Linked DNA regions of Homo sapiens: region 2 is linked to region 1. A link is a contact called in ENCODE Hi-C or POLR2A ChIA-PET data. All regions are on one chromosome and are shown on one strand. The core of a region is the stretch at or near the end of the contact, and the rest is flanking DNA. Distances in the headings are between cores, read along the strand shown. Region 1 overlaps ACOXL (acyl-CoA oxidase like). Region 2 overlaps ACOXL (acyl-CoA oxidase like).

The links. Hi-C counts contacts between places; a loop is a spot of excess contacts on that map. ChIA-PET counts read pairs that join two places held with the same protein, here RNA polymerase II (POLR2A). Pooled maps may share reads with other maps.
Region 2: a loop to region 1 is called in a map of CD14-positive monocyte, with 2.9 times the contacts of the local background. The contact joins two enhancer-like sites. A Hi-C loop is called at or near these places in 2 of 168 maps with a recorded cell type or tissue (CD14-positive monocyte and endothelial cell of hepatic sinusoid) and 1 of 50 pooled maps. POLR2A ChIA-PET finds 5 or more read pairs at or near these places in 1 of 52 experiments (activated CD4-positive, alpha-beta T cell).

Annotation. Positions count from the first base shown.
Region 1 is chr2:111,030,019-111,036,589 of GRCh38, reverse strand. It overlaps ACOXL (acyl-CoA oxidase like), which reads right to left. Exons shown (of 18, transcript NM_001142807.4): 15 at 4,876-4,963. LOC124907866 (a long non-coding RNA gene) reads left to right here. Exons shown (of 2, transcript XR_007087182.1): 2 at 1-1,385. Among named protein-coding and RNA genes, the nearest start is that of ACOXL-AS1, 82 kb to the left of the region's middle. RefSeq lists an enhancer at 3,004-4,203. Within about 2 kb of position 3,754, at least 8 of the 41 ENCODE cell types and tissues checked have a DNase peak (open chromatin) inside an H3K27ac peak, as active enhancers do; they include CD14-positive monocyte, where a contact is called at or near this core.
Region 2 is chr2:110,991,233-110,997,803 of GRCh38, reverse strand. It overlaps ACOXL (acyl-CoA oxidase like), which reads right to left. Exons shown (of 18, transcript NM_001142807.4): 14 at 1,800-1,911. Among named protein-coding and RNA genes, the nearest start is that of ACOXL-AS1, 120 kb to the left of the region's middle. Within about 2 kb of position 3,748, at least 8 of the 41 ENCODE cell types and tissues checked have a DNase peak (open chromatin) inside an H3K27ac peak, as active enhancers do; they include CD14-positive monocyte, where a contact is called at or near this core.

The DNA of each region.
Region 1 (6,571 bases), core at 2,505-5,004:
CCTAGGATTTGGCCGTGTGACTGAAGTAGAGAAAACAAAGCCAGGGGACATTCCTTCTCTTCCCCAATGTTGGGACCTCCAAGATGCTGGGTCTACTGGGATTTGGCAGTGAATTCCATCTGCCTATTCTTGGTGCAACAGACCTTCTCACTGGTTTCCACTGCCCACACATTTAACGGGTGCTAGACAAAGACAGGGGCCAGAAGCAGGGGCAGTGGCACCCAGGGCTCCTTCCCTCCCTACCTCCCTCCCTTCCTCCCTCCCTCAGGCCACTTGTGTGGGGCCACATGAGACTTCTCTAAAGTTAGACACACCAGCAGATGGGTACTGGGGGAGAGGAAGGCACACAGGTGTCACAGCCAACTAGCACCTCTGGTCCTCCCACTCTTCCCCTCCCCTCCAGGCCTCCACCTCCAGTAGTAACAGAAAAACACTGCAGAAACCCAACAGTCAAAGAATGAGAAGTGTTGTCTTACAACTTCTGGTTCTACCCCAAGTCGGGTTTGTCCTTCATGATCTTGGATTTAGTTGAGTGAAAAGGGGAAAGTACCTAGATTCACACAGGACTACTGGCTGATGTTGTGGCATTTTGTTTATCTGAGCTTGCATAATGTAATGCACATTTGAGGAGGCGGTAGGGATATTCCCGTAATTTCCTAGAGGATGAATGTCAAAGCTAAAGCTAAACCAAGGTGAATGTAGTTTATATAAAGAATAGCCCCACTAACAACTGAGAGGAAAATGCTGATCCCGGGAAGAATACTGCAACAAGCACTAATGGATAACATACAGAAATAATGCTTTAATAATGCATGCGATCATGTTTTTATTAACAAAGAAAGTCTTGTTTCAAAACAAATACATCCTTGAGAGGAGTCTGAAATTAATCCCCAATAGGCAGAAATCCACATTATTATATATTCTAATTATAATTACAACCTGCTCTTAATATGAACATTCTAAATTATTAGTCACTTTATTAAGAACCAGAAAGAGGACTTCCTGCTGCATAATGAGAAGTACTCACAAGCTTCGAGAATGAGAAAAGCAAGAGACAATTCTGCACAGAGCTGGAAAGTAGTGGATGTAATTTATTTAATAAAAGTGCCTCCTTTCTCCTTTTTTGTTTAGGAATTGGTACACCCTTAGGGGTTCAGACAGCACCAAGGCTTCAGAGCTGCACTTTCTAGGGCAAGACAAAAATGTGTATCACAGAAAAATAACGATTTATCATTGTAACAGTTACATCCCACTACGGAAACCACCAGAGACTGCTTAACATTTTTATTTCAAACACGGTTTTCCCTAGTTTTCAGGTGACAAACGGAGACAGATGCCAGAAGGTGTTTTTCCATTTGTTCCTAATAAAAATGGCTAAATTCTGAGTTCATTGTCATCTGGGGTGACATTAAGACTGTGCTTTAGGCCGGGGACGGTGGCTCACGCCTGTAATCCCAGCACTTTGGGAGGCCGAGGTGGGCAGATCACGAGGTCAGGAGATTGAGACCACCCTGGCAAACACAGTGAAACCCCGTCTCTACTAAAATACAAAAAATTAGCTGGGTGTGGTGGCGGGCACCTGTAGTCCCCAGAGTAGTGAGCAGAGATCATGCCACTACACTCCAGCCTGGGCGACAGAGCGAGACTCCGTCAAAAAAAAAAAAAAAGACTGTGCTTTAACAGACTGATCCTTCTCTTCCTTCCTATGCATTCTTCCTTCAAAAGGCTCCAAAGGCAACATCTGGGTCTGGTCACTGAAGACAGATGGGCTCCTTCTACTTCTTCTCCCATCCCCTGGAGGCCTCTGCCAGAGGGTAACATGCTATTTGAATGTAATGATACGCTGGTGAAATTTTACTGGCTAGTGTTATGTTTAGTGCATCCTTATCTTTAGGACCCGTTCTGTACAGACCTCCTCATTACAGATGGATTTCTCGATTTCAAAACATTCCTGGGCTTTCTAAATGCTGTCATTGAACTAATTCTTATGATTTTTCTTCCATTACTTTCTTTATACTTCCAAGTCCTCTTTATCTGACATTGAACCTGAAGCCAGTTTCCTGAAAATAATCACTTGTGCTACTGTGGTTATGAACCAATAAAAGGTTCAGGGTTGATTTGGATTTATTTTGTACTGTGCCATCATCAAATCCTTGATATTTTCTCCGGGTGTGAAGACCTCATACACTCAGACTTAACCTGTTTCATTTTCCTCTTTTTCTTCCCTTTAAGGAACAAGGTCGAAAATGTTCTACTTTGGTTATAAGAACTAAGGTTTTCCTAGAGTAGTGATTAGCAGTAATAAAAAGGTTTTATTAAACATTAACAAAGAGCCAGATGCAAAGGCAAGAGCTTTGGAGCGTTGTCTCATTTAATATTTCCAACAGCCCCACGAGGTAAATATCATGCTCTCTACATTTTATAAATGAGGAAGAAACTGAAGCTCAGAGAGGGTTTGTAACTCACTCACAGTCACACAGCTGGTAGAGGTAAAGCCGGGATCTGAACCTGGTGACCTGACTCCAGAGCCCCCATCCTCAGTCCTCACTAAGCTCCACTGTGCTCTCAGCAAGCAGGCTGTGCAGCCCAAGGCTCAACTGTCATGTTTCTAAGGTGAAATGAATTGTGCAGTGATTCTTTGACTTCCCCCTTCCTTTTCAAACTTGATCACATTTCTGAATGCTTAGAAGTTTTGCACCAGGAGTCCATATAGTCCATCCTCATGTCCCAGGAAGGGCGATATCTGTGGTCAGTACATAGGGGCCCAGAGGGAGGAGCCAGGGCCACACCACCCCTGAGAGTGAAGCCAGTACAAGTCTACCTACAGTGAATGAGAAGGCCCAAGACACAGTCGCCTTCAATCAGGGTGTCTCAAGTACTGTTTCATACCCCAGATATGTTTCAACCCGATCGGCAAATCTGAAGAAATAACCCACCAACAGAAGAAGGGTGGTTTACATAAATTTCTTAAAGGAATGAGGTTGATGCTGAGTGTATGGAGATAGTCCAGGGAAGTAGACACACTGTGGGCTCTAGGGTCTGGAGCAGGTCACAGGGGACACTCAGATCTCCAGCCAGGCCTGAGGACACGAGCTGTCTTGATAGTGTGACTTCCTGCAACCTCCTAATTATAACTGAATTCTATCTGAAGATATGCTCGTAGAACAGATAGGGCATGTACTGATGACTTGGTGGCTGGATTTTCTTTCTGATGAATAAACTGGCATTTAGATTTAAATATGACTCATTTTTGAGTTCAATTAAGATAAGTCAGTTTCTCTGAGCCTGATACACTGTGGGTGGGCAATACATTAAAAATGTTGAGTCTGCAAATGACGGGACCCAATCCTGTGCCTTCATGACCCATAGTCCCTGATGCTCCTGGTCCCTCTCCTCGCTCCTCCTCCATGTCCCAGGAAGCAGAAAGTGGAACTCAGTCAGAATCAGGAAGGCCAATGCGGTCATGGTCATTTCAGAGTGTGGTCACTGGGTGGAGACCAGTCTCTGGGGAGGTGTTCCCATGGGGCCCCTGCTTCCCGTCCCATGAGAAACCTGTGCTCTCGGCACGTTTACTCCAGAGCCCTGTGTTAGGAGGCTCACCCAAAGGTGCAAGGTCCCAAGAGCTGGTCCTTAGAAGGAAGGAAGAAGCTGGGCTCAGTCTGAGCCTAAAGCACTCACTCCAATCCAGCTCTCATCAGAGCTCCTAGGGCGGCTCCCACACATTCCTGCAGGTATAGTCACATGGCACTGAATCACATGCACTTTGCTCTTTTGGAACTGCCCAGTCAGGGAGGAAGGGGGATGGTCAGGCTGGGAGGTTGTGTTGGACGCAGGCACACTCCTAGGTTCCTGGCCATAATACCTGCCCTGATCCCACCGAGGAGCCCATCTCCATCCCATGAGATAGTGCCCCAGATGCAAGCTGTGGTATGACCAAACCCAGCCCTCCCAGGGCCAGCAGTGACCCAGTGTGATGAAAAATCCCATAAAGCTACCAACTCAGTGAACAACTGGCCTTTCTCTTTTAACAGCTTCTTCCCATAGATCAGGACATGATGAGAAACAAACTGACGATTCTTGAAATTAAACAATAATTTCAATGATAAGCCGTCATGGATCTTACTTGGTGTTCAGTGTTTCATTTTATTTTGCTATTTTGGTCGACTGAAGCCAAAATGAATACTCAAGTTTCTCAATCTCAGCATTACTGTCATTTGGGGCTAGATAATTCTTGGTTGCAGGGGAGCGGTCTGTGCCCTGTAGCATGTTAGCAGTATCCCTGGCCTCCACCCACTGCGCACCAGTGGCACTACCCCTCTCAGTGTGACAACCAAAAACGTCTCTAAACATTGCCAAACATCCAAACGTTGCAAAATTGCCCCTGGTTGAGAACCACTGCTTTAGAAGGTTGACCCAGTTTCTTGCTAATTTGATGATGAGGTCTAAGTAATTCTGGCACTTAAAATTCCTCAGGCAGGACCCCTGTTAAAACACTCTCACTTTATCTGTGTGCACACCCTCCCGTTTAGGAACGAGATCATGGTCAGGCAGAGGGCCACTTCTGAGGGACAGGCATTTTGCCAACTGGCTCCTGTCAAGTGCTTCGTGTGATTGTCAGGTTGTGTTAAGTGAGCTGTTCCTGACTGGTTTAGCATCAGGCTTTGTGGGTGTCATATGGTCAGTGTTCCTAGTAAGTTGGGAGTTGATTTACCACAAGCTTCAAGTCTCTGTAAGTCACTTGGGGCCCTAAATTCAACACACGGACTGTCCCTTCCCTGTGTGTTGGGACTGTCCTTTCCCTGCAGAGCTGTGTCTCCAGGGACCCGTAGACCCCTGAGTCACTCAATTACAAATATTCAACAGGAGCCAACTGACCTCGGTGAGTGTGTGCCAGGGACAGAGAAGCCACGTGGTGCAGACACGAGTTCCAGGCATGGAAAAAATCCTCCTTCTTGGTCTTTACCTGTCCAATCGACAGAAGAAAAATCACCATTGAGGATATTGTGAGAGAGTCTAACTTAATAGCAAGACAGACGGCAAACATCCAAATTTTCAGTACTACATTAAGCATGGACACAGTGCAGAACCTTCTGTAGGCTGGCCTCTGTGACCTGCAAAAACTGCTTGTTAGATGAATAAATATCATACATGTAGAGAAGCCCTGTTTCCATGCTTATATTAATTTATACTAATGGAGGTCACAGACGTTAGAGAAACACGTGAAGGGGAGAATGCAGGCACAGATCAAGTGAGGCTGTTCTGATTGGGTCACTTACTGCCTGAAGAATTCAAAATACCAGAACAAACTACTTGAATCTAATCCTCAACATAACCAGCCCACGTTCCCTCCTTCCTTCCCTTGCAGTCAGGAGCTTCCATTTGTTTCCAAAGTGTTTCTCAAACATGTTATGTCTCAAGAATTGGCACTGACTAGCTGCCATGTTTGATATATGTGAGGAATTAACATAAACCTGGAGATAGGATCCAGAGTGATGGGGATGTCATTTATGCATGTGACAAATAGCTTTTCTGCATCTACTCTGTGCAAGATAGTCTTTCAATCACTCTAATGAAGCGAGTCTTTTTTCTTTGCTTTGTGTTTTAGTTGGAGGGAAGTGAGGACATATTAATATAACTAGAGTAAAATAAGAATGAAGAAGGCACAGAGAACAGAAAGATACCGAATCACAAAACTAGTAATTACCATCATTTAGGAGGAGCTGAAGGTCTCAGATTCTTATCTGACCAGACAGGAGAGTTAAATGTGGCCCGTAAAACTTTTCTTTGTTCCTTCTTGACTTTCTTTGTTTCGAAAACCACATGGGTTTAATACTTAAACTTTTAGCATTTTTTTTTTTGTGCTCAAGGAAATAACTCAAATAGAAAGTTACACTCAATGTATCTGCTTCTCATTTGTATTTAACTCACACCCTGACGTGCCCTCTCAGTTAAATAGTTACTTGCTTCCCTGCAGCTCTGCGGTTTCTGCGGGGCCTGGAGATCCACATGTAAAATCCCTGCTGTAACACAGTGCTTTGTGCTCCGGTGGAAAAACAGCGCTGCTGAAAGCCTCTACCCATGTATAATTTAGCAACATCACCTGGGGCCGCAGGCACAGTTTGGAGGACAATGTCATGGGTGCCTCGGGATCCACACCTAACTGGGGCATCTCATGACAATCGAGGGAAAGGATAATGTCTGCTTTGCTCCCTGAATTGATATCTCTCTGCACTGGTGTCACAATTACAACTGAAAGGGTGTGGCAGATGCATGCAACTCTCAGGGAACAGCCTGCAGCAGAACATCTTGGCAGGGGGAGGACAAGAGCTGGCCAGACACTTCTGGAAGTTCTGGAAGGAGATGCTGAAGCTCTACCCATTCCACTGTAAAGGACAACACCAGGAAATCCCAGTTAATATGGTTTAACCTCCTAATCATGCACCGACTATCCCCCACCATTGCATGGGAGGCAGAGAAGAATAAAACACTGTGCACATGTGTCCAAATAGAATCAAGGGCACTTTTTAATTGCTTTTTTTTTTTAAACTCAATGTGTAGAGTAAGTTTTTCA
Region 2 (6,571 bases), core at 2,499-4,998, 39 kb after region 1:
GAATTGCAGGCATGAGCCACCACGCCCAGCCAATTTCGTGACTGTTTTTTAAAAACATATAGTATTGGCTTCACAGGGACCGCCAATCTTTTTATATCTTGACTTCCTTATTTTAGAGTTATTCATTTTGATTCTTTTTTGTGTCCTATGGAGTAAATTTTAAGATAACTTTTTAAGGAAGGCTATATTAGTGAAATTGCTTCTGATTCTTAGATATCTAAAAATATCTTTCCATTGGCTGTACTCAGGGATTAAATCTGGCTTGGAATATTATGCTTAGATCATGAAGTTTCCTCTTTAGAGGAGTACTTATTACTCCATTTGGAGCTAGTGAATGACAGCAGCTAGCCTAATTTTTTCTGTTTTTGAGTAAGCTATTATTTTCTGTCTTGTTGCTCACATTCTGTTCTCTTTATTCTAGATTTTTCATCTATGTCTAAGTATAAGTCTTTTTTTTCCGTTAGCATAATGGAAATGAAGGAAATTCTTTTTCTACTATGTCTGTGATTATTATTTCTGCTCCTTTTGTCCCAGCACTTCCAGGAATATTTGTTATCCATAGGTTAGATTTCTATCATTTCACTCTGCTTCTGTTTTCTTCTCTTATCGTTTTGTCTTTAGCCTTTTCTTCTATAGTCTTCGAAAACAGTTTACAGATTGCATTTTCTCCCTTGTTAATTCTGCTCTTCACCGCAGCTGTAGCATTTTTCCTTTTGGATATATCCATCTCTTATTTTGGCTGGCTCCATGTTTGATATGTGGAGGATATGTGGAGTGATTTAAACCCAACTGAATGCGTTTGTGGGGTCTGGCACAGCCTCACCTCAGATCTACGCCTGGGGGAAAAATTGATTTACACAATTCCTAGCCTGGCTTCCTGCAGGTTCTCATCCAGTGTGGCTTTGTTCCACGAGGGTGGATCTTGGCTGCTTTCTGCTTCCAGGGCACTTCTGTTTCCAAAGCATTTCCTAAGAGAATACCCATTCCCATGTACCATCCATCCTCTTCCCTTCTACCCCTGCTGTGTTGTACTAGGAGACATGACCTTGAAATTCATATAAAAAGGGGTGAACTGGAAGGGGAGAATTGCAGGAATCCAATTCTGGCTGGCTTGGAACCTAATTCCCATGCAGAAGGAGAGAAGCAACCTGGACTCTTGTTATGGTAGCCCTGAGCCCCTGGCCTGGACATAGAATAGGAGCAGTAAAGCCTTCTCCTGGGGTTCCATTGGCTATTCTGTGCCGGATCAGAAGATGAAACAGATATTGCTAGGGTGGACAGTGATCCCTCAAACTAACCCCACTGGCACTGTACTTGGTGGAAATTTCCTCTAGATTTCTATCAATGCTGACACAAGGTTTTATGCTTTTGCAGAGCTTTACAGGTATTTTAATAGGAGACAGAATGCATCTTAGACTAACCCAATGTTAATTTTTACATATGCCTGAGGCAGTTCCCCTCCCTGTCTTAGAGAACGATGTACTCTTTATACACATAAAACAATGATTTTTCAACTTTGATAAGGGCTGAAAATTACACCACTCATCAACTCCCATGGCAGCCACATGATGCCTGCAGGTGGAATTCTACAAGATGACATAAAGGGGGTTAAACAGAAGCATCCTGGCCTCTAGAGCAAGCAACGGTATCATGCAAAATGGCCCGTAGGAACTCTAGCCGCTTCCAGGAGCTTGTCATTAGGCTGACTCATCCTCTACTAAACTTAACAGATAGTTCACCAGCAAGGATATCCCTTAAACACATGTCAAAAGGAAAAATATAACACAGTGTATCTTTACCTTATAATAAATTCTGGCCACCAAACCCCGCTGAAGAACCCTTTCACGAAATTTCACTGCTTTCAACAGAAAGGCGAGATCATCAACTGTGTCCATGTTAAATGCCAGGAAACTGAAAGAAAATCACGGTGACCATCATTATTATTTTGGCCTCACCAAGAATTTCATTTGAAAGAAATAGAGTAGGTTTGTTTTTTAAAACTATTTTTTTCTGTAGAAAAATAGTGTCAATAGACATAATCTCCCCATCCCATCTCTCACTGACTGTATTCATAATTCTTTTCGGTAATCTTAGCTCTAGTTTATTCTAGGTGGTTGTCCTTGTGGTATAGAGATGATTTGGTTTCCTAATTGTTCCACTTACTATTGTATTATAAGTAGTGTTCAATATTTTACATAGTCTTTCTTAGTTAACAGCAATGTAATTTCTGTCAAGTATAATCAACCATTATACAATTCATGTATAACTCAATCATTATACAATTCTTTTTTTTTTTTTTTTTTTGAGACAGAGTCTCACTCTGTTTCCCAGGCTGGAGTGCAGTGGCACGATCTCGGCTCACTGCAACCTCCACCTCCTGGGTTCAAGTGATTCTCATGCCTCAGCTTCCTGAGTAGTGGGGATTACAGGCACATGCCACTGTGCCTGGCTAATTTTTGTATTTTTAGTAGAGACAGGGTTTCACCATATTGGCCAGGCTGGTCTTGAACTGCTGACCTCAAGTGATCTGCCCACCTCAGCCTCCCAAAGTGCTGGGATTACAGGCATGAGCCACTGTGCCTGGCCCCCATTATACAATTCTGTCAAGTGAGTTTATAATAATAACTCAACCACTATACAGCTCTATCAAGTGAGTTTATAATAACCACTGCTGGGCATTTATTATAATTATTATAATTGGATATTAATAATCAAATATATCTATTACAAAATATTTATCAATTAATAATACTTATTAAATATATTATATATCAGGAATTGTGTTCATTATCTGCTGTGAATTATTCAATTTTCTCGATAATTCTAGAATACTATAATTATCCAATGTAGAGTTTAGGAAACTGAGGCTTAGCAAGATTTGGTAACTTGCTCAAGGTCACACAGGCAGAACTCAGTCAAGCTCAGGTTTTGTTGGGGAACATCAGCATTTAAAGCAAGAGGCACCCTGGAGGGAAGTGATAGGGCTGTGTGCAAGCACAGGGGAGGATGTGCTACAGAGATGGTAGCTTTCTTCAGCAGGCAGCAATTCCCATCTTTCCCATTTGGCAAATGAGGAAACTGAGGCACAGAGGAGTTAAGAGAGGTAAGCACAGACTCAAAACAACCAAGTTCACAATTAAAAGCTCGTGAGCTTTTCATCATGAAACTCTATTTCATGCCAATTTTATGGACCCACCATGAACCTTTAGATAACCTAGACAACCAGGGGAAGGGTTAATTCACACTTAGGGTTTCCCATAGCACAGCCACCTCTTGCCCTCCCCTTTCCCCACTTCCTGAGGAAGTAAGTTATTACAAGACTCAAATAACTTAAATTCATATTAACTAAAAAAAAACCCAAGTGGCTGTTGTTGCTCAATCAGAAGGCACGAGAGAAACGTTAAGAAGCAATTGACGCAGTGCTTTTGAGATGCCAAGTGCTGAATTAATAATCACCCTCCATTTAGACAGGGAAGAGGAAAGTATTTACATGCCAATTACCGGGACATTTAAAAGATGTCAATGTTTATTCTGAATCTGGGCTTTAAGAAGTTTGGGTTTCTGCCTCAGTCTATTTAATGAAAGATGTAAAAAGCTTTCATATATTATTGAAAAGTATGTTTTAGTCATTCCAGGGGCTGATATTGGAAATTAGCTTCCCTGGAATTCAGACTGTAGAACATGTTTGTCCACCTGAGATTGTGAACTGCACGTGCTGCAGGAAGGGGATCTCACCCACTCGCTGAGTCATGTGAGTCACATGTCATGTAGGTCTAGGAGCCTGCCCAGTGCAGTAGAGTGTGCAGACTTTCTTTAAAAATAGAAACATTGCTAAAGGCAACCTCCTTGTAACTGTGTATTTTACAAGAAGATCCAAATGACTCTATTTTTAAATAAAGTTTAAATTAAATTAAAATAAGTATCATTAGACATCAGGGAAATGCAAACGGAAACCATAGTGAGGTAGCATTATACATCCACCAGAATGACTACAATTAAGTACACTGACATCAAGTGTTGCCCAGGATCTGGAGAAACCAGAACTCTCATGCTTGCTGATGGGAGTGTAAAATGGTGAAATCTCTTTGCAAAATGTTGTCACAGTTTCTGATAAAAATAAATGAACACATACCCTATGATCTAGCAGTTTCACTCCTACTAATTGCCTAAGAGAAATAAAAACATATGCTCACAAAAAAGGTTATACAAGAATGCTCATAGCGGTTCTACTCACAGAAGTGAGAAACAGCAAACATCCCAGGTGTCTATTCATCCATAAGAGAATGATTCTACTATATCCATAAAGTAAAATACTACAATAATGAAAAGAAACAAACTAATACACACAACAACATGGGTGAATGTCAAAAAGTATTATGCCAATTTCACGAGGCAGCTACAAAAGAGTACATACTGCCTGGTTCTGTTTATGTGAAGTTCTAGTATAGAAAAACTAATCTGTGGTGGGAAAATATCAGAAGAGTGGCTGTATCTGCGTAGTGAGATTGTCCAAGAAGGGGCATGAAAGAACTTTCTGGAGTGATGATCTGTATCTTAATATGAGTTTGGTTACATAGGTTTATGCATGTGTCAAAACTCAGTGAATGTACACTTAAGATTTGTGCATTTTATTGTACGTAAATTCAACATAAGAAGAACTATAACTAAATATGTAACTGTAGTTAATGACGCTCATGCTAAATTATTTAGAAATGTGCTGATGTCTACAGTTTATTTTGAAATGGATCAAAAAGAGAAGGTGAATGGATGGGTGAGTTCCATACACAGATCCATAGATATGATAGTGATATAGCAGGTACAGTAATAGGTTGATAGAATCTCCATGGTTTGTACATAAATGCTTCCTGTAAAATTATTTCAACTTTGCTGAATATTTGTAAATTTTACAGCATAATGTAGAAAAACACGTTGGGTGCAAGGCAAAATCTTGACTTTCCTGGACATCTACCACCACCTCCTAAAGGTCCACAGGCTGATGAGAGTGGGAGGGGCCCCAGTGGCAGGCTACCATGCAGGAGGAAGAGAGACAACCCTTGCAGGGACAAGCCAGAGCTGAATGGGGCTATCTGCAGAGCCAGGTACAACCCCCTTTCAAAGCCACTTCCTTTCAGGGCTCCTCTCCCTGCCATGCTCCATCTGCCTTACCTCGTCCCATGGAGGCTTTTCAGTACCATGACTGACTCCTTCCAGGCCGAAATGAGGGGTAGTTACTGTGCGGACAAATGGGTGCCCACTGGAGGGATTTAAGGGTACCAGGAAGTTCTCAGCCCATCTTTCCTCAGGTCCCCACCTGCTCAAGAGTACCTTTCTCAGGGCTGTCACTATGCCTACTATCCTACTGCTCTCGGAGTGCAGACTCCATGAAGACAGAGCCCCTAGTAACTGCTGATCACCAATGCTTAGAGAAGTGCCCGGTACACAGTGAGTGCTGAAAACACTTTGATGACAAAGGCTTTCCTTCATATAAAGTCAGAGTAAGTAAAGTTTCGGGATTTAAGTAGATAAACACAGGGACTGAATCAGTAAAACCTAGATGTGTGGGAGACAGATGTACACTGTTTTGGAGGTTAATAACTGAGACAAAAATAAATGGACTGGAACTTTCCAAATATTTACATTTGGAATACTGCCTTTGGCACATCTCAACTCTGTGCTGGAAAATGTGCTAGGGATATAGATTTGCATATGGGTGAGAGCGTGTCGTGCTTCCAAAATGATGGAATCAAGCCCTGCTTTGCTATCTGAAAAAGAAACGAAAGGGCAGATGATTTGTGGCCAGTTGGGGAACAAGTTTCCTGCAAGGATGGAACTGATTCTGGTGGGGAGTCGTACTATTCTTTCAACTCCTTAATATGTTGGACAATTTTCAAACTAATACATTGGAGGAAAAAGCTAACCATACTGTAAACGTCCTACTCAACAGCTAGAAATATTAGGAAGACCCACTAGCTCTAGTATGAAGACAAATGGAGACATTTAAACTAACAGAGACTCCAGTGAAACAGTCCTAACATGTAGGAGCTCGTGTTTTCAAGCTTTAAGATGGACCACAGTTTGAATAAACAGGGTCCTGAGCAGCAATAAAAAAAGGAAAAAAAAAGACAGATAACAGATTTCTCAATTTCACGTCATCCCAATGGCTATAAAGAATCCCAGGCCATCATTTACTGTGTTTTCCATGTGTTTAATCAGGATTGTGAGATTCTATTTTCTAATGAATAGTTTCCTTAGAAACTAGTTCAATACTTTTGGTTTGAGGGACCAATAATCTCATTCAAAAAAATAATAATTAAAAAATACACAAAAGAAAAAAGCATAACAAGCTCTCTAAAAGTATAATATAGGAGACAATACATTCATGAGCATAAATCAATGAAATAGAAAAGAAAGGTATGACACAAAGGATCAAAGGGAAAAATCAGTTGTTTGAAAAATAACAATAAACCAGTCAAACATCTGAATGAGACTGAGCAACAACAACAAAGAAAGGAGAAAGCATAAGAAGGCATTTTAGGAATGACAAATGAGACACAACTACAGATCTAGCAGA